Regions from separate parts of the Mus musculus genome. Here region 1 is linked to region 2. A link is a loop called in an ENCODE intact Hi-C map of the cell type or tissue named here. Cell type or tissue: gastrocnemius. All regions are shown on one strand.

Evidence for each region. Hi-C counts contacts between places; a loop is a spot of excess contacts. Peaks named below come from ENCODE experiments on the same cell type or tissue, not always from the same donor. Only the 100,000 strongest peaks of a DNase experiment are listed, where the experiment ranks them.
Region 1: a loop joins it to region 2, with 4 times the contacts of the local background. A loop is called at or near these places in 10 of 42 quality-filtered maps.

What each region holds. Positions count from the first base shown.
Region 1 is chr5:103,840,037-103,848,036 of GRCm38, forward strand. It overlaps Aff1 (AF4/FMR2 family, member 1), which reads left to right. Exons shown (of 20, transcript NM_133919.4): 12 at 1,020-1,117; 13 at 2,191-2,431; 14 at 2,952-3,052; 15 at 3,172-3,232; 16 at 6,198-6,331; 17 at 7,000-7,071; 18 at 7,678-7,815. Among named protein-coding and RNA genes, the nearest start is that of Gm42139, 42 kb to the right of the region's middle. In gastrocnemius, a CTCF peak has its summit at 4,099 (motif pointing left); DNase peaks (open chromatin) are centred at 4,112, 5,605, 5,934 and 6,839; H3K4me3 peaks cover 730 bases; H3K27ac peaks cover 5,023 bases.
Region 2 is chr5:103,675,959-103,683,958 of GRCm38, forward strand. No RefSeq gene overlaps it. Among named protein-coding and RNA genes, the nearest start is that of Gm25721, 22 kb to the left of the region's middle. In gastrocnemius, a CTCF peak has its summit at 4,580 (motif pointing right); a DNase peak (open chromatin) is centred at 4,580; H3K27ac peaks cover 880 bases.

The DNA.
Region 1 (8,000 bases), 160 kb after region 2:
GTGTGGCCTTCAGGTGGCACAAGAAGGTGCTAAACAGATAAGAGATTTACTGTCCCTGTGGCAGAGTTCTGTTTTAGCCTTTCATTAGACAAGAGATGTGTGGGCGTTACCGTTGTTCTGAGCAGAGAGCCAGGCATGTCGTAATGACACCACAGTCCTGCGCTCACCAGTACCTCTCACATCCAGATTTTTCTGTTAGGGACTGCTGCTGGCTCATGCTCACTGTGGAATGGAACTTGGGGCATTTTAGTTGTGGCTTTAGGCCTTTTTTACCTCACACACTAGATTTTGCTATTAGATTTATCACTGTACATTTTCTGTGTCTTCCATTAATAATGGTTACAGTTTCATCTAATCTGTGTGTATGTGTAGCCAGACTCAGACAAACCTCACATGTTTCATCTTATGAAAAACCCAGAGTTTAAAATGCAAGACAAGCTGGGTGTGGTGGCACACACCTTTAAATCAGCTCCTGGGAGGCAGAGGCCGGCGGATTTCTGTGAGTTTGAGACTAGCTTGGTCTACACAGCGAGTTCCAGGACAGCCTTTGTGTGTGTGTGTGTGTGTGTGTGTGTGTGTGTGTGTGTGTGTGTGTTATGTATAAGATAAAGTAGGAGAGGGATTATATGCACACACACATACATAGGTGACAATGTAGGAGAAGGGGTATATTGGTATCATCTATATTATACATATATGAATGACATAGGACTATATACATATACATATAGCAGTGACAGTAGGAGAGGGATACTATGGAAGAAAAGAGGAGGAACCAGCAAGCGTCAAGGGTGGCCAAGAGAAGGTAATGACCAAAGTATATTATGTGCAAGCTGACAGTGCCGTTAGAAGCCCGTAACTGTGTAAGGGTGCTCTCTCCACCTGTTTCACACGCAGTCCATACACCTGAGGGCGCACCTCTAGTGGTCATTTAGGTCCAGTTGCTGTGTCTGCACTTCCCTCTCCCTTTGTCTGTGTGATGGTTCTAACATGTCTGTGTCTATCACCTGCAATAACAGGGTGACCCAGAAAAAGAGCACAGTAACAAGAGACACAAACTGGATAAGTCGCAGACTGCGTCATCTTCATCTTCCCATACAGAATCTTCCAGAACAAAGTGAGTATCCAGGCGGGAACAGCCTGCGACAGTAGCGGGCTCCATTTGCACTAGAAACAGAGTGTGGTGCTTACTCTCGGCCATGGGTGTGCTCATTTCTTTGGTGGCAAACTGAGATTTATCAAAAACATTTTCACAGAGCATTTCCTAAACACCTAGAATTACTGTTTATGTACATAAAATCAGGGTTGGGGATAACTCCAGGCCTTGCACATGCTAAGCAAGGTACCCTGCATCCAGCTGCCTCTTACCTTCAATTCTTTTTTTTTTTTTTCATAGAAGAAAATAAGAATCAGTTGTATAGGTTAGTGGCAGAGCACTTTAGGATGTAGCGATCCTAGCTTTAATCCCTAGTTATTTAGATGGACAGACATACAGACATAGAAGAAAAGCACTATCAGCCATTTTCTTCTTCTCTTCCTCCTCTTCCTCCTTCTCCCCTTCCTCTGCCTCCTCCTCCTCTGCCTCTTCGTCCTCCTTCTACTTTATTTTATTATATTTTATTTATAGGCGTATAAGAAAGACGGGCAAAATTGATTCAAAGCCCTGGGGTAGCTACTGGGTTTTGCTTGGACTCAGGACAGCTCAGGTTCGATGCTCTGTCTTTAGAGGGACAGAGGTATGCCCAAAGAGATCAGTAGTGTTGAGGTAGCATGGCTATAAAGAATACCTGTCATTCATGCTCTCTGGCTTATTCACAAAATCGCCTCACAAGAGACTCGGCAAAACACAAGTATATCCCAAGTACTTTTTTTTTGTGGGGGAGCCTGCTGTCAGTTATGTCACCCTGCCACGTGAGGGTGACAGTTGAGCTTACCTGTTTGTTGGGGTAAGGTACGGATAGGTGAGCAGGGAAAACCAGTGATAGAAAATGGTTAAAATCTTCCAGGTTGGTGCAAACCCTACAGTTTGGTACTATTCAACAGCTGGATTTAATAAAGCTTGAGAAAGTCCCTAAATCCATAATTACATGCTTCATGGCACTGCAGTCTTTTGTGCCGGTGACCACCTTGTCCATTATAAACATACTCAGATGTGATGTGTCTTCAGCTTCCATTGTTGTTTCACACCAGAGCGCCCAGGTCCTCCTCAGAGAACTCAAGAAAGGAAATGCTGCCTCCAGCATCGGCGTCCTCAGTCTCCTCTTCCTCATCCTCCCAGAAGCCAAGCAGACCTGCACAGAAGAGGCCAAGGCCAGACGAAGACACGTGTAGCCAGGAACCCCCCAGAAGTGCCAGCAGCACAAAGAGCAGCTCTACAGACCCTCCCGCTCCCAAGCACAGAAAAGTACAGGCCAGGGGCTCTGAACACAAGGTAAGCAAAGCCGCTAGTGGGTCTCTCACACATGCTGGCAACCTTGAGTTGTTTTTAACTACCACAAATGACGTGATAGCTACTCTTATAGAAAATATGGGGTGGCGTTCTTTGTTTTTTTCTCGAAGTGATCAGAGATGGAAAAATCACAGCAGCTTTCATAGTGAGTTTCTTTCAGATGTTGAGATGTTGGCTTAAGAGTTCAGTTCTTTGCCTCTTTAATCTCAGATACTTCAATTATCCATCTTAACAGGACAGAAATCAGCCACCCTGGCTTCCAGTTACACTGGTGCGTGCCGGGGGCAGAGAGACCACTCTGCTTGTGCGTTATTTGTTCTTCCTCACGTAGATGCCAGGCCACAGAGCCAGGTACAGCCATAGCTAGGGAAGTGGTGGCCAAGCTAAGCTAGCCTGTGGTTTTACTGTTACCCACCATGCACTCTCCTGGCTTTGGAAGGCTGGCGCTGCTAGGTCCGTGGCCTCTCGAGCTAACAGCACAATCTGTGGCTGTGTTTTATAGGGATCTTCTGGGGATGCTGCGAATGCTGCAAATCCTTTTCCAGTGCCTTCTTTGCCGAATGGTAACGCTAAACCAGGGAAGCCACAGGTGAAGTCTGACAGGTAAGCCCAGTGTCTACCCCACCCCCCACCTCCCCCTTTCCTTTTCACCTCTTCTCCTGCCCCAGGTAGTCATTCTTATTTGTATGACCCACACCTGCCTTTTCTTCCTTGTTTTGCAGACAACAAGCTGACTTTCACATGAAGGAGGCTAAAAAGCTGAAGTGCAAAGCAGAGACAATGGTCAGTCTCTGTTCCCATGCCCTTGATTAAACAGTGGTTTCCATTCTGCCCTCACCATACGTATGGGAATGGGGCAGCGGGTAGAGTAATGTCTGTGGGTGCTCTGGGATTCGGCAGCAGGGAGGAAGACTGGGGACCTGGGGACCTGGGATGGGGTAGACAGGAAGAGGGTGCCTGCTGTTAGCCACTTGTAAGCAGGATAATCAGATGTCTTATGACTGAGGTCTGAGGCGTTCTGTGTTCTTTGGCTCCTATAGTTCAGTCTGATCGTGTACAGGTTTGCAGACTGTATCTGAGTGGAACTTCATCAGTGGGATGTCGGTTTAATGTATGGGTACTTTTCTCAACCCACTGAATCAGTTCTTGAGATGTCCCACCCTGAGTGCTATGCAAGGCGAGGCAGCCTATTTGCATTCCAGAGTGATCTTGTGCACAGATCTGAAGGGATAGCTGGCCTCGGGAAGAGATTGTAAGGTGCAGGCACTATAAACATGTCCAAAAACAGTGGCTGTCTTCATCTGCCAGCCTCTGGGCTGCTTCTGAAAGGGCATGTTTTGCTGTTAAGTATGGGCATGGTAGGATTCCATTTTCCCTTAGTCTTATTTATTTGTTTGTTTGTTTGTTTGTATTTAGTTTTTATTACACTTATTTGGGGTTGGGGGTTGTGCCATACTCATAAGATGACTCTCAGGACTTGGGTCTCTCCTTCCTTCCACCATGTGGCTCCCAAGTGTCAGACCATGTCATCAGACTTGGTTGAAGCACTTTTACCTGCTGGGCCATCTCAGTCACCTTCTTCATCCTATTTAAAGATCCTGGAGGTTCCCCAGACAGATTGTCTCTGGTTCTTTGTGACAAGCTGCCCCCTTGTGGCCATGGGAATTTTGGCCTGTGCCTTTCTATCCCAGGTTGCAGGCCCCCTTGTTTGTCAGATAAAATGGTCTCTGGTCGCCTCCCATGCCTAGTGCTGTGAGGGGTCAAGGCACTGAACCTGCTCTGTGCCCTGGCTGTGTGTGCTCAGTCTGCACCAAGCAGGGTTGTGAGCTCAGCCACCTCTTTCACACTTCCCAAGATGCTGTGGGCTCATTGTGACTGTTTCAGGTTGGGTTAGGGGAGAGGGGGACCTATTTTGCACTGTAGGCAGAGAGCAAAATCTTACCTCACTTAGACACTGTTAGCATTTGCAGTTAATACTGCAGAGAGCTTCGGGTTGCATCCCCTTCCTCTCTGGTGAGCCAGGACCCTCTGCTTTATACCTGTTATACCTGTTGCATCTAATTGTAATGACTATTCTCGGGACCTGCCAGTTCTGGAAGTGACCTGTTTGTGGTCTCCCTCCTCTGCTTCTCATGAAAGATCTTAGCCCAGGTTGGCCTCAGACATGTGGCCATGCTCCTGCTCGGCCTCTGAGTTCTGGAGTCACTGAGTGCCACTGTGGCTCAGCTACCACAGAGCTGTCTACTTGGCGTTCCAGACAGTGAGGTGCACAGCTGGTCATGGGGATGTGTTTCTTCTTTACATTGTTCTCTCCTTGAGGAGGGAATTCTGTTCCCTCCTAGAACCGAGATAGCTGTCTAGCTGTCTCAGGAGACCCGTTAGCCTTAAGGAGGTAGGGATGGAGTAAGTTTATATGTCCCTTCATTTCTGTACTAAGGGCAGTATTCATTTTGGAAATTCCCCGAGAGAAATGGTTTTAAGTAAGTTTGAGAATCAGAGCCTTGGGTTTCCGTACAGGAGTTAAGAGCACTTGCTGCTCCTGCAGAGAACCTGGGCTCGGCTCCCCAACACTGCATGGCAGCTCACTTTGCCTGCAGCTCCGGGTCTAGAGGATCTTATGCACTCCTTTGGCCTTTGCAGGCCCAGCACATGTGTGGTGTCGATACATATGCAGGCAGAACACCACACACGTGAAAATAAAATAAAATAAAAGAGGATTGGTGCTCCACCATCAAAGCAAGCTATTTATCACCCACACAGCTGACCGAGGCATACAAATTTCACTCCTACTCTGCTACAGATTTTCTGAGCTTACTCTTTTAGGGAAAACCACTAAGTTTCTTCTAAAAACTGAAAAGCTTTGGGGCCTCTGAAATGCAGGTGTGCGTGCTTGTGTAAGTGCATGGATGTGCATGGAACACTCCACTTTGCTCCTCTACTGGGAAGAGGCACCAAAAGCAGCGGGAGGGAGGACTGTTTCCCTGCCCTGGAGCAGCAGCAGCACACAGAAGCCCAGAGCAGCTGCAGACGATCTCTGCCTTCCTGGTTTCCATGCGCATCCTTGCTGCTTTCATCCCTGTTGAACACAGTGAATTGAAGCATTAGCAAAACCTACAAGCCAGCCCCAGTTAGCCAGCTGCTCCCAGCGTGCGGTGCCTGTGCCACGTGCAGAGAAGCGGGCTGTGGGCCACATTTCCGCTTAATTGAATTGACTGTATGCCACTCAGCGAGAAGATCAAGTGACCAAATATGTGCTCAGGATTAGGCAGACCACCGGTGTCCGATTTCCACATTTCCTTGAAGGGGTTTTGAGAGTCTGTCCCTGTTGGCCAGGGCATGTTTTTGTACAAGGTGCCGAAAGAGATGAACAGTCTGTTGGGCTCCAAATCATTAAGTGACCAGTTACATATTTTATATAACCTCAACCTCCACAAAGAAACTCGTGTCTGTCCTGTTAATGTGCTGCCTCGTAGGCTGCAAGGGTGATTGGGCTGCAGCTGGTAGCAGCACTATACCCTGCTCGTGCTTGGCGGAGTTCTAAGCGTTGTGATTTTCTTTTCCCTGGTGGATTTTTGCTAGAAGACAATCTTGTAGGTCAGTGCTGACTGCCATGGCTGGTCATCTCATTCTATTCTTCCTCACCCGTCTTTCTAATCAGGTGAAGACGGTGGAGAAGTTACAGGGTTGAATGGGGTAAGGGACCGATGGCTGCCCACAGCCTCATGACGCCTGTGTTCCTCTCCCACAGGTAGACAAGGCTGGAAAAGCCTTCAAGTATTTGGAAGCCGTCCTCTCTTTTATCGAGTGTGGAATGGCCTCAGAGTCAGAAAGCTCAGCCAAGTCGGCGTACGCTGTGTACTCAGAAACCATAGACCTCATTAGGTAAGTGCTGAGGTATTCTGCCACCGGGCCAAACCTGTCGGTCTCCCCACCTGCGGCTAAAGAGGGGGAGCCCTACAAAGCTAAAGAGGGGGCCCTTTGCCCTTTCTTGCCTGAGGAGGCCCTGGGTGGTTGGTCCACAGGTTTTTCACAGTTAAAGTGTGTTGCATATGAGGGAGCACAGGATAACTGGATGCAACTGTGTCGTCTTTTTTTTTTTTTTTTTTTTAAATTAGGTATTTTCTACATCTCCAATGCTATTCCAAAAGTCTCCCATACCCTCCCCCCCCTACTCCTCTACCCACCCACTCTCACTTCTTGGCCCTGGTGTTCCCCTGTACTGAGGCATATAACTGTCAAGTGTCCTGAAGAGAACGCTGAGCCTCTCAGGGAGGGTGCTTTTCCCAGCTTAGGTTTCATAACGGGTGTCTTCTTTCTCCACTGTGTGCCCCAGGCCTTTCATTAAGGGCTTATGAGGACACCACACTTGAGAGAGCAGGCCTCAGGGCCAGGTCTTCTGGGCGGCATGTGGTTGCTCTTAACCCTTTCCCTGCTGGGTTGCATACCCCTTCATACCCTCTAGAAGACAGCAGCAGCACAGCCAGCATTACATGCGCTGCCCCCCCCTCCCCCGAGTTTAATGTTCAATGCACTGTTTTATCTCCCTGCAGGTATGTGATGTCACTAAAATGCTTCTCAGATAACACGATGCCAGCACAAGAGAAGATATTTGCTGTTTTATGGTACAGACTTTTTTCTATTTGTTGTACTAAAGCTTGTTTAGTGCTTTTGTATAAAAAAACACTAAAGTTTTGTTTCCTTTGACTAAAAAAATATTTTAAAAATATCTTCCTTTTTTTCCCTCTTATTTTGAGCCAAGTTCTCTCTACATAACTCTGGCTGTCCTGGAACTCATTATGTAGACCAGGCTGGCCTTGTAGAGGAACATAGAGACCGTCCTGCTTCTGTCTCTCAAGCACGCAGTGCTGTTATTAAAGGCACATGCCAGCACGCCCGGCTCTAACTTAATTTCCTTAAAGTGAAAATTATGGCAGGAGGGAACTTAGTCTGACTCATGGTCACTAGGAACTGGTACCTCCTGTCTTCCGATGGCCCAGGAGATGCTTCGGTCTTAGGGTTTAAGTGATATTCTTGCATTTGTTTTTCTGCCAACGTTTCCTTTGGGTGGTGGTGTACCTACAGTATAGTGAGATGCTTAAGGGGACTTGCTCAGCCAGAGGGGAGAACCCAGTATGCTCACAGGGGAGGACTGGGAGAGTATATCTGTCTGTCCACAAGGAGCTCTGCCTGTGAGGCCACCCAGACAGAACCTCTGGTTTCATTCACAGCTTGCGTTGCCAGTCCCTTTTGAACATGGCGATGTTTCGATGTAAGAAAGACACAGTGATGAAGTATTCTCGTACTCTCAGTGAACACTTCAAGAGTACTTCCAAAGTGGCCCAGGCACCTTCTCCATGCACGGCAAGGCAAGTGTTAAGTCTTGTTAAGTCAAGTCGCTCACGTCCGGCTTCTGTGGCGGTTTATGTGTGACTATGGATTTCCCAAGATCTGTGTTGTTCATCTTTTATGTGTGTTGGCCCCTTAAACTTTAAACCGTTAGCTACACCGTCCCTCTGAGAAACAGGTAAACTAAACTTAGGTTGATGAGGGT
Region 2 (8,000 bases):
GGTTCAGATCCAGCACCCCGTAAGAAGCTGGGTGTCCAGCTCATGCCTGTCGCTTGGGCTCCAAGGAGGATAGAAACAGGAGGCTGCTGGCTGCCAGCCTAGCCAAGCAACAGGAGCCCCAATGAAGAAAGAGACTGCCTCAGATGGAGTAACAGGGAGGGAGTGATAGGGTCTAACCTCTGCTAGTGGATGGATCAAGTGTGTTCACACACTCACACACACATACATTTTTTAAGTGTATCTAACACTTTGGAGGCAGAGATAGGAAAATGAATTTTGAGAACAGACTGGTTTACAAAAGAAGATTGCAGATCTCTGGAAGTTCCAGGACCCTGGGACCTACATAGAGAGACACTGCCTCAAAAGAAAAACAAAACAAAACAAACAAATAAAACCTAAACAAACACACACACACACCCCAGGGCTCAGCAAGCTGTCTCAACTTGTAGAGATGCAAGTTTCCAAGGTCAGTTTCCAGGTCCCACACACGTGATAGAAGGAGAGAATCCAGTCTTGCAGGTTGTCCTCTGACCTCTACCTGCGTACTCTGATACACACCGGCACATACACAAATGCATGATAAATAAGAAACGTAATAAAAAGTATATAGCAGATTTTATAATGTGAAACTACTTCTATTTCTAGTTAAACTTCAACAGCTTTGTAAGGTGCTTAAACAAAGCCCCACCCAGTAATAACCTTGACATTGCTGAAGGAAAACCTGCCCAGTGGGATAGCCTTCTACACACGCTAAGTCATTTTCCCCCAACCCCCAAGGCATGTCTATCTGTGACTGTGACCTCATTTGAGAATGATATTGCTACAGATGCCCTTGAGTTAAAATGGGGTCATACCAGACAGGATAGTTCCTAAATTCAGTGACACGTAAATGCAGTGACAGATGCCCTTATAATAGAGGGAAATCTGGACACAGACACATACGGAAAATTCCATGTGTTAATGATGGAGACAAATACTTGAGGGATATGTCTTGAGCCAGCATTCGCCAAGGGTTGCTAGAAGGCAACAGACACTACACATAAGTAAAGAAGAGGCCTCTCTAAGAGCCTGCAGAAGGAGCATAGTCATACTAACCTTACTTCAGATGTTACACCTCGAGAGCTGAGAAGCAAGGCACTTCTGATGCTGTGTGTATGTGTGTGTGTGTGTGTGTGTGTGTGTGTGTGTGTGTGTGTGTGTTTATGACACTGTAATTAGTCTTTGCAGCCCTAGGAGCATAATACATCTCTTTTGTTTGCAATGAGAAGGCGTGTATCCTTCCATCGGCTTGTGTATAGATGGAAACAATCCAGCCAGCCAGATGGTCAAAAGAGAGAAAAACCTGAAGTTGTGGCGCCAAAGAAGTATGGGAGTAAGGAGTGTCACGGGCCTTTCTTAGCAAAGACAGCATCGGAGAGATATTTATGTCTTTGTGAGTGTTAACCAAAGGAGACTCACTGTAAGCATGATCTTACAGAACAATATAACATACTCCGTAGAAGCCAAACAATCTTGTTCTTCTTACTCCCTGGGCTCATACACAATGTGTCCATGATGGGAAAGGTGGATTCTGGGCATGCGCTCTACGATGCAGACCAAGGCTGACCTGGCTAACACAGTTGCTGAGAGCGTTATTTGCCATCTGCAGACACCAGCCTCAAACCAACTCTTCTCTCCACTCTGTCCTTGACTGCTGCAGGAGGGAAGGCTATCTCTACACTCTCTTACATTAACGGAATCTCACCTCATTTGTGCGGGCTCTCATGATACAACCTAACCAATTCTCAAAGACCTTGCCTCCAAATACTGTTTAGTTTGGGGGTGGGATTTTCAAACTAGGAATTTGAAGGGAGACCACAGCAGTGATAAGACACCTTTAAGGACAGGGTTCCTACAAGCTTTGGCGTTTGCGTTAAGTCAGAGACTATTTTTCAACCATTTCCTCCACAGTGAGTGTATCCAGGTCTGGAAGTCAAGATGCGTGATCAGGAGAGACAGTTATTCATGAGCAGTCTACTCAGAAAAAGTCTCTTCTTGTCTTGGTAGCTCTGAGGTTTGCTGATCCAGCCATGTGGCCATGAGTGTGGAATATGATACTACTGCTTGCCTGTCTTAAGCTCCTCCGCAGCCTGGTGACCCGGACAGAAGGTCTCTGTACGGAGAGAGTGACTGCTCACAACCATCAAGAATCCCAACCACACTGAGGGGCTACTGTACCGTCAGAGCAGGAGTGTGTGTTACATCAATGCCCGGTAGGACATACTAATAGAAAAGTGTAGCAAACACATCACAAAGGAATGGAAAACCCATTGTCTGAGAGGTTAGGACACTTCATAGGCCAGCAGACCAGCTGAAATAGGAACGAAGGAAATAGGAAGTAGGCAGTAGAAAGAGAACACATCAGCTCCTTAGCTCTGGCCTCAGGACCAGCAGCAAAGACAAGGGTAGTTTCACATTCGTATTCATTACATGTGCGCTGATTCATAAGGATCCATTGTTATTTTCTTTTATGTCCATTAGCATTTTATGTTCAGGCTGCTGGGAGTTAGTTTTACGTCTCAGACTCTGGGAAACAGAATATCTAGTAGAAACAGGACTGAAATGAAAAGCAGTCAGTCTTTAGCCATCTGTGGTGGGGTGTGTCTTCCCTCATAGCACTTTCTGGGTGCAGGCAGGAGGATCAGGAGTTCAAGGCTAGCTGGGCTATAGAAACCCTGTCCTGCCCATAAACCCACCCCCAAAACCCCACAGGACCAAGGGGCCAAGGGTATGGCTCAGTAGGTTAAGACACTTGCTGCCAGCTGGGCATGGTGGTGCACACCTTTAATCCCAGCACTTGGGAGGCAGAGGCAGGCGTATTTCTGAGTTCGAGGCCAGGCTGATCTACAAAGTGAGTTCCAGGACAGCCAGGGCTACACAGAGAAACCCTGTCTCGAAAACAAAGCAAAACAAAACAAAACAAAACAAAACAAAACAAAACAAAACAAAAACAAAACACACACACACACACACACACACAAACAAAACACTTGCTGCCGAGCCTGAGTTTGGTCCCTAGGACCCACATAATTGACTCCTATAAATTGTCCTCTAATCTCCATGTATGGTGGTTTGAAAGAGATGTCCCCCACAGTCCAGACACTTGATATTTGGTTCCCAGTGGCTGTTTGGGGATGCCTAGGAGGTGTGGTCTTGCTGAAGGAAGTGTGTCACTGGGGGCGGGCTCCGAGAGTTGAAAGATTCACCCTCCTTCCAGTTGACTCTGCTTCCTACCTGCTGTTGGAGATGTGAGCCCTCATTTCTGTTCCGGTGTGTCCACTGCTCACTGCCACAGTTGCCCGTCCTGACTCTCATCCCTCTGGAACTGTAAGCCAAGTAAGACCTTCCTGCTCCTGGTCATGGTATTTTACCTCAGCCGCCGGACACACAAAATCAATTGATCAAGTTTAAGGTAGCCAGTGCTTGAGTCATTTCTTATTTTGAATGAAGTTGATCACTTCGGCCTTCGTGGAGCTGTTTGGTACTGGGTGTTGGAGCACAGAGATTGGGACATGCTCTACCGTGGAAGGACAACCCTCCCCACAGTTATTACCGCTTTTACTTATCGTGAAATATATTCGTATTTTGTGTAACAATCACTGTGCAACTTCTCGACTCCACCAATTTCTCTGTCATCCCAACTGAAGTTCTCTGTGTGTTAAGCAACCACCTTCCATTTTTCCTCCCGACCTGGGCTGTGGCAGCACCAGTCAGTCACCTTTGTGTTTAGATGAGTTTGACCGTCTGGTTCCATTGTATTTGTGGAATCATATAACAACACGAGCCTTCTTGTGAATGGATTGTGGGGGAGGGGATTGTTGGGGATTGAAGCCAGGGCTCTGTGCACACTAGCCCAAGTGGACTGCCACGGAACCAAATTCTTAGATCCTAGGTATGTGAATTTTTAAAAAAAGATTTATTTATTTATTTAATGTATGTGAGTACACTGTACTTGTGCAGACAGCTGTGAGCCTTCATGTGGTTGCTGGGGGTTGAATTTTTTAGGGCCTCTGCTCACTCCAGTCAACTCCACTCACTCAGTCCCTGCTGCTCACTCCGGCCCAAATATTTATTTTATTATACTTAAGTACACTGTAGCCTTCTTCAGAAAAGTGCATCAGATCTCATTACCGATGATTATGAGCCACCATGTGGTTGCTGGGAATTGAACTCAAGACCTCTGGAAGAACAGTCAATGCTCTTAACCACTGAGCCATCTCTCCAGCCTCCCAGAACTGAATTTTTAAAAACCATTTATTTTTCAAGGAATAATGGTGTATGTCTTTAATTCCTGGACTCAGGAGGCAGAGGCCAGTGGATTTCTGAGACCACGGTTAGCCTGTTCTACATAGTGAGATCCAGGACAGTCAGGCTATATAGAAAGACCCCATCTCAAAAATAAACAAGGAATGAAAAAAGTTTGTTTAATTTTTTATTATGTGTAGAGATGCATGCATGTGTGTTTTGAGCCTTTCAGCTCCATTTCCTTTTCCTGGTCAGAGAAAATTTCTTTGCCAGGTCATGCAATGTTGAGCCTTACCAATAGAGGGCACTAGAGAGACGCTGAGGGGCACTGGTTCCTCCCTGTCATGCTGGTTCTAGTAACTGTTCCTGTGGTGAGGAGCACTGCATCTTATTAAGTGCCCCAGGCTAGCCCAGAACTGACAATCCGTATTATTTCTTAAATTTTAGAAATATTTTAGTGGAAGACGGGTTGCCTAATATACGCAAGGTCAATTCCCAGCACTACAAAAATAAGTAAATAATGATAGTAAGCAAATTAGCTCGGTCTGCGTCCATTTCGATCCTTCCTCCTGAAGTGTCCACCGTATTAATATTTCACAATTTTTTAGGTTTCAATTCTGAGTTGTAACTGATCTAATTTTATTTTCATTCCTCTCTGCTTTAGACCTAGGGGCCTTTTCCTTTTTTAAGACTACATTAACTACATCTGGACTTTTTGTTTTCCTTCATTTCAGTACTTCCTAAAATAAACTTTATATATATATATATGAAGTAAGCAGTGGAAAGAGGAGACATCAGCACCTTAGCTCTGGCCTCAGGACCAGCAGCAAAGACAAGGGTAGTTTCGCATTTGTATTCGTTGTGTGTGCATTGATTCATAGGTATTAATCGTTATTTTCTTTTATGTCCATTAGCATTTCATGTTCAGGCTGCTGGGAGTTAGTTTTACGTCTCAGACTCTGGGGAACAGAATATCTTGTAGAAACAGGGCTGAAACAGCAATCAGTAGCCAGCTGTGGTGGGGTGTGTCTTCCCCCATAGCACTTTCTGGGTGCAGGCAGGAGGATCAGGAGTTCAAGGCTAGCTGGGCTATAGGAACCCTGCCCTGCTCCCATCCCCAACCTCCCAAAAAACTACAGAGCCAAGGGGCCAAGGATATGTCTCAGTAGGTTAAGGCATTTGCTGCCAAGCCTGAGTTTGATCCTCTAGCCTATACACACACGCACACATGCACACACACACACACACACACACACACACACACACACACACACAGTTGTTTTAGATAGGGTTTCACCATGCAGCTCTGTCCTGGAACTCACTATGTATGCCAGGCTAGCCTAAAAGTAGTCAGTTGTTCAGTATTGTTTTTGTTTCAAGACAGGGTCGCTCTGCATAGCCCCGTCTGTCCTGGTACTCATCCTGTAGATCAGGCTGGCCTCGAGCTCAGAGCTCATCTGCCTCAGCCTCTTATTCGGGGTGCTTGGATCAAAGATGTGCCATACCACACTCAGCATAAAAAAAATTTATTTTTAAAGTTAGTCCTTGTGTAATAACTCTTCCTTGAATTTGTCAGTTTTATTGTGGCCCCCCACATGGGTGAGTGTGTGTGTGTGTGTGTGTGTATGTGTGTGTTGTTGTTGTTTTCTGGAGACAGAGTTTCACAGAGCCCAGCCTCCAAGTCATTGTGTAACTGAGGACAACCTTGAACTTGTCCAGTTTATGCTCCCCCTCCAAGTTCTGGGATTAACAGCTTGTGCCACCACATCCGGCTCCTTTCTTCTGCCTTTGAGACTTGATCTTACTCTGTAGCCCAGGTTGACCTCTCCCACACAATCCTGCCTTTGTGTTTCTGGAGGTGAGCCATCGTGCCCCGATCAGACTTGAGGTGGCTCACTTCAGATGGTTTATTTTGAAAATTCTAGGCTCAACACTTTTCTGTTTTGTCTTGTAGCATTTAATAAATGTTACTGCCCTGCAGCCGGTGTGCCTGTAAGAAATCAAATATCACGTGTCCTGTTTCTAGAAGGTCTCAGAATGTCTTCTTCATTGTTGATACTCTTAAATTCCTCCATAATGTGACTAGTGTGGACTTTTCTTATCTCCTCCCTTTCAACCTGAAACTCGACTCTATTATTTACCAATATGCCTTCTTCCGGCTCTGTCTTAGAACACAGACTCCTGAGCACAGGGCACAGCCTCGATTCCTTCTAACTTCTTTTCCCGACTCATCTTCCATAAACTCTTCCCCTTGCTTCTCTATTCTTCTCTATTCTCCATATTTTCTTGCTGTATCTTATTCATTAGCATTCACTACAGGTTTCCCCATTTGGTTAGTTGTTGATGTTTAGAGCAGGTGTCAGCAAACGACAACCTAGCACCTGCTTTTGCAAACAACATTATCTCAGAGGAGTGGTCCTTTCAAGGATGTCAGCACTCTGGTGTTATTAATGGCTAAATTCAGTGCTTGTGAGAGAACACGGGTGACCAATGAAACTTACATTTTTACTAACTGGCTGTTCACAGAAAGCTCGATGGGCCTGGGATATATAGCTCAGTTGATATGTAGCTTGCCTAACATATGCAAAGGCCTGGGTTTGATCCCCGGTACCCCATAAAACCAGACAAAGCAGTGCATGCCTGCTATCTAAGAGCACAGGAGATCAGAAGGAACTCAAGGCCATTCTCTTCAGCTACAAAAAGGGTTCAAAGCCAGCCTAGGATACATTACAAACAAACAAACAAACAAACAAACATGACTTGGGTGATGCACACCTTTAATCTGAAAATTCAAGAAGCAGAGGCAGGTGTGAGCTCTGAGTTTGGGGCCAGCCTGATCTGTATAGTGAGTGTCAGGACTGTAAAAGCTACTCAATATCAAATAAAATAAACCTGCCCCCCCCCTTTCTTGAATGCTGCAATTAAAGACACGTAGCACCATACCCAGTCTTAAAACATTTTGCTTTAGAGAAAAATGTTTGAAAACCCCTATTCCAGAGTAAGATTTTTTTTCCTACTTGTCTTTCTAGCACAAAGACCTACAAGGTGCCTTGCCAAGGATAGTCCAGGATTATGGAATGACTAAATGAACAAGTAAATAAATAAATATGCTCTGAAGGACAAATACAATATTACGTGTATGTGTGCATGCATGCACACGTGTGCACATGAACACACTAGCCACACTAGCTAGAGACCAAATCCAGAGCTATGGATTCATCAGATAAGCCTTCTGTCACTGAACTAAGCCCACAACCTAACTGATTCTACTTCAAAAGGAAGGACTGAGAATATAGAATATTAGTGTGAAGGGCCAAAGTGTTCTGGCTTAAGGGACTAGAAACAGTACAAGACATCAAGATGAGGATGGGACGAGCTTTTCCAGCAGAGCAGAATGCGTCACAGAAAGGAAGCTGATGTTTTACCTATGTGGGGTCAGAGATTTTTGCTGAACACCCGACCAAACAGAGTGACAAGCTAGATACCAGCATCCCTTAGTCTTCCATTAAGGCAGGCACTGAAGATACGCACAAACATAAAGGAATTCAGCCACTTCATCAACTTTACTTAGAGTTGGGGGAAAATGGTTTTCCATAAAAATGTACTGTTTATCTTAACTTATAACTGGATATTTAAATTTTAGTCATAAATATTTCTTTTTCTTAAAGCAAAGACAAAAAGAACTACTTAAGAAACAGTCTTACCCCCTCCCGCCC